Regions from separate parts of the Homo sapiens genome. Here region 1 is linked to region 2. A link is an interaction called in ENCODE POLR2A ChIA-PET data of the cell type or tissue named here. Cell type or tissue: K562. All regions are shown on one strand. Each heading gives the region's core, and the rest is flanking DNA. Links, peaks and the distances in the headings are about the cores only.

The links. ChIA-PET counts read pairs that join two places held together with the same protein. Peaks named below come from ENCODE experiments on the same cell type or tissue, not always from the same donor. Only the 100,000 strongest peaks of a DNase experiment are listed, where the experiment ranks them.
Region 1: POLR2A ChIA-PET joins it to region 2 with 11 read pairs; 3 of 35 experiments call an interaction of 5 or more read pairs at or near these places.

The regions. Positions count from the first base shown.
Region 1 is chr2:25,995,692-26,000,074 of GRCh38, reverse strand. No RefSeq gene overlaps it. Among named protein-coding and RNA genes, the nearest start is that of KIF3C, 15 kb to the right of the region's middle. In K562, for the core only: a CTCF peak has its summit at 2,027 (motif pointing left); a DNase peak (open chromatin) is centred at 2,114.
Region 2 is chr2:26,464,376-26,468,758 of GRCh38, reverse strand. OTOF (otoferlin) reads left to right here. Exons shown (of 47, transcript NM_194248.3): 33 at 285-351; 34 at 1,258-1,394; 35 at 1,526-1,660; 36 at 1,908-2,045; 37 at 2,683-2,810; 38 at 2,917-3,087; 39 at 3,730-3,890. Among named protein-coding and RNA genes, the nearest start is that of DRC1, 65 kb to the right of the region's middle. In K562, for the core only: no CTCF peak of the experiment used is centred there; a DNase peak (open chromatin) is centred at 1,748.

The DNA.
Region 1 (4,383 bases), core at 251-4,250, 470 kb after region 2:
CCAGGCTCGTGAGTTTGCCAGGCTCCTTTATCACTCCTTGTGATAGTGGTCAGCAAACAGCCAGGTCACAGGTGTTCATTTTGGACCATCTTGGAAGCCTTCCTCCAAGTGTGGTTCTAACCATACAGGCTGCAGAATGCCTAGGGACTCCATAAAATTCATGGCTCAATCTCACAGCTACTGAGGGTTATTGGTATCCAGGGTTAGCGCTAGGCAAGGAAATCCATGGGTGTTCCCTGACCTGGAGTTGCTCACAGTTGGAGAAACAATACCACACATGAGGATAACAGCAAAGAAGGTGGTACGAGGGCCCTGGATGAAAGATGCTATGAGCTCTCAGAAATGCAGAGATTGGGGCTGGGCATGGGGCTCACGCCTGTAATCCCGGCACTTTGGGAGGTGGAGGCAGGAGGATCACTTGAGCCCAGGAGCTTGCGATTGCAGTGAGCTATGATTGCATCACTGCATTCCAGCCTGGGTGACAAGATCGTCCAAAGTCAAAAAAGAAAGAAAGAAAAAGAAACAGAGTGCTGGGCGTGATGGCTCACACCTGTAATCCCAGCACTTTGGGAGGCAGAGGCAGGAGGATCACCTGAGGTTGGGAGTTTGAGAGCAGCCTGACCAACATGGAGAAACCCTGTTTCTATTAAAAATACGAAATTAGCTGGGTGTTGTGGCACATGCCCGTAATCCCAACTTGGGAGGCTGAGGCAGGAGAATCGCAGGAGGGAGATGTTGCGGTGAGCCGAGATCGCGCCATTGCACTCCAGCCTGGGCAATGAGAGCAAAACTCCGTCTCAGAAAAGGAAAGAAAGAAAGAAAGAAAAAGAGAGAGAGAGAGAGAAAGAAAGCAGGAAGGAAGGAAGGAAGGAAGGAAGGAAGGAAGGAAAGAAAGAAAGAAAGAAAGAGAAAGAAAGAAGAAAGGAAAGAGGGAAGGAAGGAAGGAAGAGAGAAAGAAAAGAAAAAAGAAAAGAGAGAGAGAAAAAGAAAGAGAGACAGAGAAAAAAAAGAAAGAAAGAGAAACAGAAAGAAAAAGAAAGAGGCCGGGCGCGGTGGCTCACGCCTGTAATCCTACCACTTTCGGAGGCCAAGGCGGGTGGATCTCCTGAGGCCAGGAGTTTGAGACCAGCCTGGCCAACATGGCAAAACCCTGTTTCTACTAAAAACACAAAAATTAGCCAGGCATGGTGGCATGTGTCTGTAGTCCCAGCTACATGGGAGGCTGAGGCCAGAGAATCACTTTAACCCAGGAGGCGGAGGTTGCAGGGGGCTAAGAACACGAAACTGCACTCCAATCTGGGTGACAGAGTGAGACTCCATCTCAAAAAAAAAAAAAAAAAAAAAAAAAAGGAGGCTGGGCGCAGTGGCTCACACCTGTAATCCCAGCACTTTGGGAGGCTGAGGTGGGCGGATCACAAGGTCAGGAGATCGAGACCATCCTGGCTAACACGGTGAAACCCTGTCTCTACTAAAAACACAAAAAATTAGCTGGGCGTGGTGGCGGGCGCCTGTAGTCCCGGCTACTGGGGAGGCTGAGGCAGGAGAATGGTGTGAGCTTGCAGTGAGCTGGGAGTTGGAGGTTGCAGTGAGCCAAGATCATGCCACTGCACTCCAGCCTGGGCGACAGAGCGAGACTCTGTCTCAAAAAAAAAAAAAAAAAAAGAGAGAGAGAAAGGAAGAAAGAAAAATAAGGGAGGGAAGGAAGGAAGGAAGGGAGGGAGGGAGGGGGAAAGAGGAAAGAAAGAGAGAGAGAAAGAAAAGCAAGGCAAAGAAAGAGAAAGAAAGGAAGAAAAAAAGAAAAAGAAAGAAAGGAAGGAAAGAAGGAGAGGAAGGAAGGAAGAGAGAAAGAAAGAAAGAAGGAAGGAAGAAAGAGAAAGAGAAAGAAAGAAAGAAAGAAAGAAAAGAAAGAAAGAAAGAAAGAAAGAAAGAAAAAGAAAAAGAAAGAAAGAAAAGAAAGAAAAAGAAAGAAAAGAAAGAAAGAGACAAATAGAGCTCTCTGGGACTCAGAGGCCCTGAGGAAGCTTCCTGGCTGAGGATACCACCCCCAAGTGGTCTCCAAGTCAGCCTGAAACATTCTTGCTGTTTGTGAATCACACTGGGAAACCGCCCTTGCAACATTTCAGGAGGCAAGAGCCTGGACCTTGGTCTGACTGCTGATTGACGGTGAGTCAGGGACCTTGGTCTGACTGCTGATTGACGGTGAGTCAGGGAAAAGGGCATCGGACAGGCAGCCGGGAGACGCAGGGCTTTGTGCCTTGTTCTGCACATGAGCCAAATGAGGAGGACAGATTCAGGCACTTTTCCTATTAAGGTGAAATGCCTGGGAGACCAGAGTTTGGCCCCAACCTTGTTGTCCTGACTTCCCACTGTAGCAGCCTCCTCTGAAATAGGTGATGATTTCAAGAGGGAATGCCAGGCTGGCACTGGCAGTCCCACTCTGAGATTTAAGAAAGAGCAAAGTTTGGCTGGGCGCGGTGGCTCATGCCTGTAATCCCAGCACTTTGGGAGGCTGAGGCAGGCGGATCACCTGAGGTCAGGAGTTTGAGACCAGCCTGGCCAACATGACAAAACCCCATCTCTACTAAAAATACAGAAATTAGCCAGACGTGGTGGCGCACACCTGTAGTCCCAGCTACTTGGGGAGGCTGAGGCAGGAGAATCACTTGAACCCAGGAGGTGGAGGTTGCAGTGAGCCAAGAATGTGCCACTGCACTCCAGCCTGGGTGACAGAGTGAGACTCTGTCTCAAAAAAAAAAAAAAAAAAAAAAAAAAAGAAAAGAAAAGAAAAGAAAGAAAGGAAAAAAAAAAAAGAAAAAAGAAAACAATATACAAGAATATCTTTGTGACCTTGGGGTACAGGAAGAGTTTTTAAGCAAGATCCAAAAAGTGCCAAGCCAAATAAAAGATTGATAAATGTTTCTACATTAAAATTAAGAAATCCTGGCTATAAAAGGGCACTATGAACAGAATGAAAAGTCAAGCCACAGAGATGATGGTTGGAATGCATATAAGCAACAGAAGGCTGAAATCCAAAATAAGCAGTAAGAAAGGCAGGCAACTGAGTCAAAAAATGAGCAATGACTTGAACAGGAAATTCACAGAAAATATGGAAATGCCAAAAAGCATATGAAAGAGTGCTCAATTTTATTTGTTATCAGGGAAACCTAAATTAAAAGCACGAGATACCAAATATCTAAAACTAAGAATGACATTACTAAGTATTGGTGCTGATGTGAAGCAACTGGACCTCATGCACTGCTGGGAGTGCAAATTGTTATGCCCACTTTGGAAAACAGTTTGACACTATCTGAAGTTGAAAATAATGCATTCTCTGTGACCCAGCTATTCCATTCCTAGGTATATACTTGTTATGGTCTGAATGTTTGTGTCTCCCTAAAATTCATATGTTGAAATCCTAACCCCCAAGGTGACAGTATTAAGAGGTAGGGCCTTTGGAAGGTGATTAGATCATGAAGTCATAGCCCCCGTGAATGGGATTAGCACCCTTACAATAAAAGAGGCTGAAGGAACTTCTTTGCTTGTTCTAGCATATAATGACACAGTAAGAAGGTGCCATCTATGAAAGAAGCAGGACACCAGTCACCAAATCTGCTGGTGCCTTGATTTTGGACTTCTCAGCCTCCAGAACTGTGAGCAATAGATGTTTACTGTTTATAAGTTGCCCAGACTATGGTATTTTGTTACAGCAACCAGAACCAACTAAGACAATACCGAACAGAAATGTGTTCAACTTACACAGGGGACATGGACAAGAATATTCATGGCAGCATAATTTGTAATAATCCCAAAGTGGAAACAACCCAAATGTCCATCAGGAGCCGATCATGGGTAGTATATTCATAAAATAGGATATTATATAGTAATAATGAATGGACTATAGATAAAACAAACACAGATAAATCTCTCAAATAAAAAGAAAAAAAAGAGAAAGAAAAGAAAAAAGTTAGGTACATGGCTGGGCGCTGTGGCTCACACCTGTAATCCCAGCACTTTGGGAGGCCGAGGTGGGTGGATCACTTGAGGCCAGGAGTTCGAGATCAGCCTGGCCAACATGGTAAAACCCTGTCTCTACTAAAAATAAAAAAAAAATAAATAAATAAATAAGGAAGGAAAAATAAAAAGAAAAAAGCCGGGTACAAAAGAATACACACTATATAAGTTTACATGAAGTTCAAAAGCAGGCAAACCAAAACCATAATCTTTAGTTGATAAAAGAACAAAGAAAAGGTAAGAATTACCAGAAAAGCTAGGATAGTGGTTACCTTTAACGAGTAAGGGGGAATTCCTGACAGCAGAAAATCCTGCAGGGGGCTTCTAGGATGGTGGCAATATCCTATTTTTGGCCTGGATAATGGGCACATG
Region 2 (4,383 bases), core at 117-4,116:
ATGTCCCTGCAAAGGACATGAACTCATCCTTTTTTATGGCTGCATAGTATTCCATGGTGTATATGTGCCACAGATGCATAAACCCCTAAGTACCACTAGTCACACTGTACACATTATAAACTTTTTTTAACCCACTTAAGCAGAGCACATGGTGGACTTGAAATGCAGTAGGGAAGATTTTCTACTTCTAGTGCATTAAGACTGGTCTGGGCCCACAATTTGGGGTCAACAGACTCCTCCCCAGGAAACCCACCTTCTGTCCTTTTCATCTCATCTTTTGGCAGCAACTTCGACAACAAGAGCCCTCTGGAATTGACTTGGAGGAGAAGGAGGAAGTGGACAATACCGAGGGTGAGCCCTGGAACCTGGAACTCTGCCTCCTCCTCCCCGCCCCTGGGTGGTCAGCTCTCCTGCCCACCTCATCACCTGCTTCTCTTTTCCCTCCTGCCAGCCCTCCCAGCCTTAGTAGCCAGGGAAGCAGCATCAGTAATCCATGGGCAGTACTGGGCAGGCTAAGGCCCTTGTCCAGGGAGGCTTTTACTCTGACCAGTTCAGCACCCACAGTGATGGGCAGACATTTAGAGCCACAGAACATCAGAGCTAGAAGGGACCTCAGAGCTCATTCCATCCAGCATTTTCCAGACTCTTTTCCATGAAGAAAATTGATGGATGTTCTAGAAGGAACAAATTAGTTTTGGTCAAATTAGTTTAGGAAAAGCTGATTGAAACAGCTTGTTTTGGTGCAGGACTTTTCATACCCTTTACTGTGCAAATGTTATTATACATCTCTAAAAGGAAGACACAGTATAAAATATTTCCCCAGCTTATTGGATCACAGTACCCTTTCTTCTAAAGCATGCCAGCAGCATCTGCACCAGGTGCTCCACTGAATGAGGTTTGGGAAATGCTAATACAGAGTGTTATTATTATGGACAAGAAGAGGGAAGCTAGTGAGGAAAGTGAGTGGGCAAGGAACTGCGCAGCAACAGGCCTCCACCCCCAAACCCATGCTCCTTCCTGCCCCTCTCTTCCAAAGGGCATGAAGACAGTCTTCAGACACCTTCCCGGGCATAAACCCACTGGGGCCCCCAGCACCTCCATGAGGCGGGCATGCTAGGGAGTATTATCTGCATTTGACAGCACATGGACATCCGAGAGTTAAGTTAGTAAAGCAAATTAGCGACAGAGCTGGGTCTCGAATCCAGGCCTTCCTGCTCTGCTCATTTCTGCTCCACCTCCTTTTCTGCTTCTGGCCAGGCCTGAAGGGGTCAATGAAGGGCAAGGAGAAGGCAAGGGCTGCCAAAGAGGAGAAGAAGAAGAAAACTCAGAGCTCTGGCTCTGGCCAGGGGTCCGAGGCCCCCGAGAAGAAGAAACCCAAGATTGATGAGCTTAAGGTGAGAGCCTAGGAGCAGACCCTTCTAGGGTGTGTGGGGGCGGGAAGAGGGGGGCGCAGTGATCCTGCAGGTGGGGCAGGACAAAAGCCAGAGACCAGGCAGCCGCCCCCTAACAGCCTGGTCTGTCTCAGGTATACCCCAAAGAGCTGGAGTCCGAGTTTGATAACTTTGAGGACTGGCTGCACACTTTCAACTTGCTTCGGGGCAAGACCGGGGATGATGAGGATGGCTCCACCGAGGAGGAGCGCATTGTGGGACGCTTCAAGGTCAGGCCAGGAGCACGGGCCCAGCCTGAGCACCCGCCAGCCCTTGCCCCCCCCACAGGTTCCCCCACTCACCTCCCACCACTGCCCCGGCCACTGCCTCCAGAAGCCCTGGACTCTCCCATGACTCAGCAGTTAAAGGGTGAAGGCCCTGCCACATCAGGGTCCAGCCCTCCTGGTGCTGTTAGCTATTTTGAATGCCACCCTTGCCAGGCAAACCTACACCCTGACCCACATTTGTCTTGCCCAGGGCTCCCTCTGCGTGTACAAAGTGCCACTCCCAGAGGACGTGTCCCGGGAAGCCGGCTACGACTCCACCTACGGCATGTTCCAGGGCATCCCGAGCAATGACCCCATCAATGTGCTGGTCCGAGTCTATGTGGTCCGGGTGAGACTCCCGTCGCTTTCCCTCCTTGCAAGTCTCCTCATCCTCCCATCTGGGAGAGAGCAAAGAAGCTGCATACTGGCCAGGTGCAATGGTTTACGCCTGTAATCCCAGCACTTTGGGAGGCCAAGGCAGGAGGATCACCTGAGGTCAGGAGTTCGAGACCAGCCTGGCCAACATGGTTAAACCCCGTCTCTACTAAAAATACAAAAATTAGCCAGGCACAGTGCCACGCACCTGTAATCCCAGCTACTGAGGAGGCTGAGGCAGGAAAATCGCTTGAACCTGGGAGGTGGAGCTTGCAGTGAGCTGAGATCACGTCATTGCACTCCAGCCTGGGAGACAGAGCGAGACTCTGTCTCAAAGGAAAAAAAAAAGAAGAAGAAGCTGCATACTGACAGCCCCAGACTGGGAGGCACCAGGGAGATCATTTGGTCTAGTCTTTATCTTTTCTAGAGGAAGAAGTCAACGCCCAGAGAGGGGTAGCCACTTGCCTAGGGTCACACAGCAAGCCTCCTGAGGGGTCCAGTGCTCCTGCCCCTGCCCTTCACTGTCATAGGACCCTCAGGCAGCCTGGCAGGGGCACTGAAGATGAGCAGGGCATGGGAGCCTGCTCAGGCAGCCCTTCTCCCCATTCCAGGCCACGGACCTGCACCCTGCTGACATCAACGGCAAAGCTGACCCCTACATCGCCATCCGGCTAGGCAAGACTGACATCCGCGACAAGGAGAACTACATCTCCAAGCAGCTCAACCCTGTCTTTGGGAAGTAAGGCTTCTTGGTGCCCTCCCCTGCCACACCCCTACTTCTCCAACCCAGAACACCTCCCACCCTAGCCAATCCTTAAGCCCTTCTCCTAACTCCACCCCACCAGGTCCTTTGACATCGAGGCCTCCTTCCCCATGGAATCCATGCTGACGGTGGCTGTGTATGACTGGGACCTGGTGGGCACTGATGACCTCATTGGGGAAACCAAGATCGACCTGGAGAACCGCTTCTACAGCAAGCACCGCGCCACCTGCGGCATCGCCCAGACCTACTCCACGTATGTGGGGCATGGGGCAGAGGGCGGGGGCAGTGTGCCTGCTTTGCCTCCACTCTAAAATGAGATTCAGATCCTGGTGATTTGAGAGGTTAGACATTGTGGTTTCTGTCCCAGGCCAGGCCTCTGCCCCTACAGTCCCTGGGCACAGTCTTCAGGGGACAGGACTGCAGATCCCAAAACAAGGAGAGGGACAGTGGATTCCAGGACAGAGGAGGCAGGACGAGGAGAGACAAGTGGGCTAGGGAAGGTGGGGGCTAGCAAGAGGAGGACAGAAAGAGTCCCCTGGGGATCTGGGCCAGCTCTGCCACTTATAGGCTGTGTGACCCTGGCCAAGTCCCTTCACCTCTCTGGTTTTCAGTTTCCTCATGGGAGTCTCTGAGGTTCCAGAGGAGTGGGCACAGTGAGGGGATGCAGTGGGGCTAGGCTGGGGACACTGATATGTGGTCCAAGGCCCAGGGCAGGAAGGTTCAGCCTCCAGCAGCCCTAGTGTCTCAGGTGAGCCTGGGGCCCAGGGCAGGAGGAATCAGGCTCACTTGCTGATGAGGGCAACAGCCAACTTTAGAGAACTGGCCACGACCAGCTGTCATCCAGGATGGCTTAGTCCCACCCAGCCCCTCCAAGCCTGTGTGTCCCCTCCCACAGACATGGCTACAATATCTGGCGGGACCCCATGAAGCCCAGCCAGATCCTGACCCGCCTCTGCAAAGACGGCAAAGTGGACGGCCCCCACTTTGGGCCCCCTGGGAGAGTGAAGGTGGCCAACCGCGTCTTCACTGGGCCCTCTGAGATTGAGGACGAGAACGGTAATGGGGCACTGGATGCAGCCGCCTGCCCCCTCTCCAGGGGGTTTCAGAGGCCAGGAGGGGCCCACACTTCCCTGGGGAACCTCACAGCCTAGCCTGGGGTGTCCTCAGCCTAAACCTGGTCTTAGTGACCCTCTGCTCATCACCCCAGAGCCCCGTTCCTGTCTGCCCAGCCTCTGTGCTTCCACCCCTCCTACAGGGCAGCCCCACCTGCTTTCTCTCTGTCCAAATCCCAGTGAGGTAGAGAGGCTATCTGCATCCCATTCTGCAGATAAACAAACCAAGATCCTACTTCTAGTGACTCGCCCAAGGTCATGTGGCTCTTTAGAGGCAGAGCGAGGGCATCGGCCCAGGTCCATCTGGCTCTAATCCTTAAACTCTCCTTACTTCTCTGTCCATGAGGCACTTCCCAGAGAAGCAGAGAATTGGGAGGTGTCTGTGCTGGTATCTGATCACTTTCAGGTGCTGGGACAGGAAGTGGATTCTCCCCTCC